Regions from separate parts of the Homo sapiens genome. Here region 2 is linked to region 1. A link is an interaction called in ENCODE POLR2A ChIA-PET data of the cell type or tissue named here. Cell type or tissue: CD4-positive, alpha-beta T cell. All regions are shown on one strand. Links, peaks and the distances in the headings refer to the core of each region. The heading gives the core; the rest is flanking DNA.

What was found. ChIA-PET counts read pairs that join two places held together with the same protein. Peaks named below come from ENCODE experiments on the same cell type or tissue, not always from the same donor. Only the 100,000 strongest peaks of a DNase experiment are listed, where the experiment ranks them.
Region 2: POLR2A ChIA-PET joins it to region 1 with 14 read pairs; 8 of 35 experiments call an interaction of 5 or more read pairs at or near these places.

Annotation. Positions count from the first base shown.
Region 1 is chr15:92,916,876-92,919,693 of GRCh38, forward strand. All of the region lies in intron 2 of CHD2 (chromodomain helicase DNA binding protein 2), which reads left to right. Among named protein-coding and RNA genes, the nearest start is that of MIR3175, 14 kb to the left of the region's middle. RefSeq lists an enhancer at 424-1,260. In CD4-positive, alpha-beta T cell, for the core only: a CTCF peak has its summit at 1,264 (motif pointing left); a DNase peak (open chromatin) is centred at 1,206; H3K27ac peaks cover 1,051 bases.
Region 2 is chr15:93,003,742-93,006,559 of GRCh38, forward strand. CHD2 (chromodomain helicase DNA binding protein 2) reads left to right here. Exons shown (of 39, transcript NM_001271.4): 34 at 876-1,010. Among named protein-coding and RNA genes, the nearest start is that of RGMA, 84 kb to the right of the region's middle. In CD4-positive, alpha-beta T cell, for the core only: no CTCF peak of the experiment used is centred there; no DNase peak of the experiment used is centred there.

The DNA.
Region 1 (2,818 bases), core at 158-2,657:
CTGGCTATTCTTACAATTATTTAATACTAAGAGACTTTAATTTCTGCAAAGCAGATGAGTGCAAAATAACCAGTTATAATGTTTCCCAAGTTAACAGAGGTTTAGTTATTTTTAAAAATGAGTTTATTGGCCATTTCAGTTTCTTCTCCGTAATTGCGTATCCATTTTCTTTGTGCAGTTTTTGGTTGGATTTTTGATAGGTAATTCTTCATATGTTGTGTATCTATATACTTTGTTATGTGTACATTGAAATTTTGTTTCCCAGTCCGTCTGGGAAACAAGTTACTTGTCTTTTAACCTTGTTTATAGTAATAACTTATTCTGAAGAAGCACAGGACTTGAACCAAAGGTGGAGAGTTTAAAGAACTACATCCAGTATTCTTTACCAATAAGAAATGTGTGGCCAGGCGCAGTGGCTCATGCCTGTAATCCTAGCACTTTGGGAGGCCAAGGCGGGCAGATTACCTGAGGTCCGGAGTTCAAGACCAGCCTGGCCGACATGGTGAAACCCTGTCTCTACTAAAAATACAAAACAATTAGCCAGGTGCAGTGGGGCATGCCTGTAATTCCAGCTACTCTGGAGACTGAGGCAGGAGAATCGCATGAACCCTGGAGGCGGAGGTTACGGTGAGCCGAGATCACGCCACTGCACTCCAGCCTGGGCTACAGAGCGCGACTTGGTCTCAAAAAACAAACAAGCAAAAAGAAAAAAAAGGTGTGACCAGTCAGTCTTCTTTGCTTTTCCATCTTAAGACACATAGAAGTGACTGAGAAGGAATAGTTATGCAATGACATCGGTTTAATAATCAGTTCAACTGAAGAATGTATGTAAATAAGGGCAGTGATACCTAACGCTGATAGTTGATAGTGTGGATTGCATAATTCAGACTGTGGGGTGATATCTTACACACGCACATACACACACACACTCTTGGGCTTTGTCTTCTTTATAGGTAAGGATTAGGAGAATTTTGACATATGCCTGACACAAAAGTGCTCCGTAAATATTAGCTATTGTATCACTGGCAGGAAGTTAGCCTGGAAATAAGTTTTATGGAATTCCAGTGTAGATTGCTTTGTGATTGTTTTGCCAGATTTTGCTTTCACCCACAAAAACACTAAGCTCTGCCAACCAGTTCGGCCATTTTGTAAGTTAGCAAAATAAACACTAAAGTGAAATGGCGGCTTTTGGGCGGGGCTCCCACAGGCTGGCTCCTTTTAAGTGGAATGTTGCTGTGCTGCCCTCTTGTGGCCATTTGGGAAACCGCGATTAAAAATGGAACAGTAAGTGTTAATGGCACTTCGTTTCAAAGTCCAGTTCCAAGAAGGTTAATCACTCCGTTTTTACCTACTTCAGAAAGTATTTTGAAGAGATACCAAATTCTTTTTATCCACAAGCAAAAGGAAGTGGTAAACCTTTTTCTCATCAGCATTTATTTTTGATTGGAATCTGAATTCCCAGTTTTGACTTGTTTTTTTATCTGTGTGTTGTATTTTCCTTTTAATTATTTGTTAAGTAAAAAATTATAAAAGTTGTTTGCAATTTAGATGTTGAATAATTTTCAGATAGTTGTTTTTCGTGAAGATTCTGTATATATGTTGGATAGTCATTCCTGAAAATCCAATGTTTAATTGCCCTGTAACTAGTAAGCCACTGGTAGTCAGCTAATTTTATTACTTTGTTATTTAGGTGAAGGCTTAAAGGACTCCACTCACTAACTCAGTTTGACCCTTTCTATTAGTCTTGTGGGCTTTCTGCCTCCTCTACTAAACCAGCACTAAAGCTACAGCTTAGTACTAATAGTATTTACTATTATAATTATTAGGTATTAATGGCAATTCTACATAGTCTTTTAGGAAATGTCGTTTTTTTAAGGGAATAATATGAATATATATATACGTATATATACACATGTACGCTATATATACACACATATATACACATATACATATATATACATACACACATATATATACATACATATATATATATATTTTTTGAGACAGAGTTTTGCTGTTGATGCTTGGGCTGGAGTGCAGTGGTGTGATCTCGGCTCACTGAAACGTCCACCTCCTGAGTTCAAGCGATTCTCCTGCCTCAGCCTCCAAAGTAGCTGGGATTACAGGTGCATGCCACCATACCTGGCTAATTGTTTTTTTAGTACAGGCTGGGTTTCACCGTGTTGGCCAGGCTGGTCTTGAACTCCTGACCTCAGGTGTTCCACCCGCCTGGGCCTCCCAGAGTGCTGGGATTACAGGCTTGAGCCACCATGCTCGGCCCATAATTACACTTTTTTTTTTTTTGAGACGGAGTCTGGCTGTGTCATCCAGGCTGGAGTGCAGTGGCACGATCTCATTTTCCATTTCCAGTTTATTTAGTGATTATTCCTCTTACGAGAAGTATGAAAATTAAGTAATGACTTTGTTAAGGCTTTTTTTTTTCTTCTTTAAGCAGTTCCCCTCATTAGTACTTGTATTCAGTCTTACATCTGATTCTGGTTCCAAAAACAATTTAAAAACACTTTTTTTTTTTTGGAGACGGAGTCTTGCTTTGTTGCCCAGGCTGGAGTGCAATGGCACGATTGCGGCTCACTGCAACCTCTGCCTCCTGGGTTCAAGTGATTCTTCTGCCTCAGCCTCCCGAGTAGCTGGGACTACAGGCACACTACCATGCCCAGCTAATTTTTTGTATTTGTAGTAGAGATGGGGTTTCACCGTGTTAGCCAGGATGGTCTCCCATCTCCTGACCTCATGATCTTCCCATCTCAGCCTCCCAAAGTGTTGGGATTACAGGCGTGAGCCACCGCGCCTGGCCTAA
Region 2 (2,818 bases), core at 86-2,585, 87 kb after region 1:
ACCTTCCTGTTCATGTTTTTATATTTGTAGTACATATTATAGTGTATATCCATATAACTATAAACAAAGCATACTGTATGCTTAAAAATGTACATGAAGTCAAGCTAGGCGCAGTGGCTCACACTTGTAATCCCAGCACTTTGGGAGGCCGAGGTGGACAGATCACAAGGTCAGGAGTTTGAGACCTGCCTGGACAACATGGTGAAACCCCGTCTGTACTAAAAATACAAAAAATAGCTGGGTGTGGTGGCGTGCGCCTGTAATCTGAGCTACTTGGGAGGCTGAGGCAGAAGAATCTCTTGAACCCAGGAGGCAGAGGTTGCAGTGAGCCGAGATCATGACGCTGCACTCCGGCCAGGATGACAGAGCGAGAATCTGTCTCAAAAAAAAAAAAAAAAAAAGTACCTGAAGTCATTTTATATATTCTTCTGCAACCTTTCCTTCAATGTAATTGAGATTTGTATAGAGTTCATTTACAATAATGTAGTTAATACAGATTCCTAAACCAAAGGGTATGCTGTTAATAAAGGTTGCTACATGATACTCTAGAGAGTTCTGCCAATTTACAAGCTTAACCTCTTGATGACATTTCTGTGCATTTTATGGATAAAGGAGTAAGAAGCCCAAAAATAGCACTGATGAAATTGAAGTTATAATTGGGTACATTTAGAGATGGAAATGGGAATAATGTGTGAGTAAGCTGCTAATCAGACAGGTTTGTCTTCATGATGTTTCAGGATTTTATTTTACTTTTTAAAAAATAAACTGAGACCATCATATTTACCCATTTTAATAACACAACATAGGTAAGAAACCTAAATCGCACGGTAGGATTGCACAAATGACAATGACTCCTTGTAACTCTTTTTTAAAAGCCTAAAAGTGGTGATGCCAAATCTTCGAGTAAATCAAAGCGATCTCAGGGTCCTGTCCATATTACAGCAGGAAGTGAACCTGTCCCCATTGGAGAGGATGAGGATGATGATCTGGACCAGGAGACATTCAGCATAGTAAGTCTTGAAATCGGGGGGTGCCAGTGTCTGCAGCCGCGGTACTTGCTGTGGCTCTGCCTTTTATAGGTCCAGCCAGAGCTTCAGTTGAGCTAAGCAATAGTACATTACTTGGGAAACACATTGCTTACAGTATCGGAAGACCATGTGCTCTTCAGCAGGCTGGCAGGAAGAGATTTTCTTGTCTTTTATTGAGGGGAAGTTTAAGGAGTGGATTTCATGTCTTGTGCTCCTAGTTAAGAGAGGCTCTCAGGGCCCTTAGAGGCATTTGGGAAAGAGAAGTGTTCACTGAGCAAGTATTTATTGAATGTTTTCTGTGTTCCAGCCCCCAGAGTTACCATGTTGAATAGATAACCATTTCTATCATCGTAAACTGTACATTGGAGTAGGGGAGTTAGATAACTACACAAATCATGTTGGTGCCCCTGTGACAGGGCTCTGGAGGAGAGAGAGTGCATACTGTGGAGATCCTGTGAGAAGGGAATTTGACCTAGTCAGGGGTTGCCAGGAGGGCTTGTGTAAGGAAGTGATGTTTGAGTTGGGTTCTGAAGGAAGAATAAAAGGTAACAGGAGAAGAGGGGAGGGCAAGGCGATGGGGAGCGAGTGCATGGACCAGGTCTTGCACGGGATTGGATACAGGCCAGTGTGTCCTCAAGGTCCCTTTGCCCCTGGCTGGAGCTGCAGGTATAGATTTCACTGTGCCACCATCCCTTCCCCACCTCTCTGTGGTCTCTTCTCCCCATACTTCCACAAATCCATTAATCAAACGGCTCATTCAGGCTGAAAGAAAAAGCGGTTTTCTTTCAAATTTGAAAATACTTCCATCCTGTGGCAGCAAAGGACCCTGTTGACCCTGTCCTGTAACCTCTCTCTGACTTCTTTCTCTGAGTTCTCTAAAACCTATACACGTATGTATATAGATATTGTTTTCTTTGCACTTAACTCTGTTTTCTTAAGTCTCTTTTTTGCCTGTGAGCTCTCTGAGGACAAGTATTGTTTTATATAAAGGTCATTTAGATGCTAGAAGTATATCAATAAATGAGTAAATTGAATAAATGAATAAACTAATTACATAGCCAGCTAACCAATCTGTTTCCTAGTCTTTCTTTTCCGAGTGTTTATAAGAGAAAATGATATCTAATGTTCTATGGTACCATGATATTTAAAAAATGCTCTTACAAATGACTCATTTAATCTTGTTTTTATATTATGAAATCTTTAAAAGATGCAGAGAAATTTCAGGGATATAATAGTCATTGATAAATATACCATGAAGTTTTGTCAAATCTGAATTTTTTTAAGACTCAAAATATAAAGCTGAATCCCTTGGTGTTCCTCCCTCTCAACCTATGCTTTTTCTGTCTCTCTCTCTCTTTTTTTTTTTTTTTTTTTTGAGGCAGAGTCTTGCTCTGTTGCCCAGGCTGGATTGCAGTGGCTCAATCTCGGCTCAGTGCAGCCTCTGCCTCTCCGGTTCAAGCAGTTCTCCTGCCTCAGCCTCCTGAGTAGCTGGGATTACAGATGCGCACCACCACACCCGGCTAACTTTTGTATTTTTAGTAGATATGAGGTTTCACCATGTTGGTCAGGCTGGTCTAGAACTCCTGACCTCATGATCTGCCCACCTCAGCCTCCTAAAATGCTGGGATTACAGGCGTGAGCCACCGCACCCGGCCTTTTCTCTCTCTCTTACCTCCCAGACGTAACCATGATTCTGAATTCGATGTTTATACTTAACGTGTGGTTCTAGAGTTTTACTGCTTAAGTCTGTAAAGATGATAATAGCTCACATTAATAGCCAGTTACTGTTT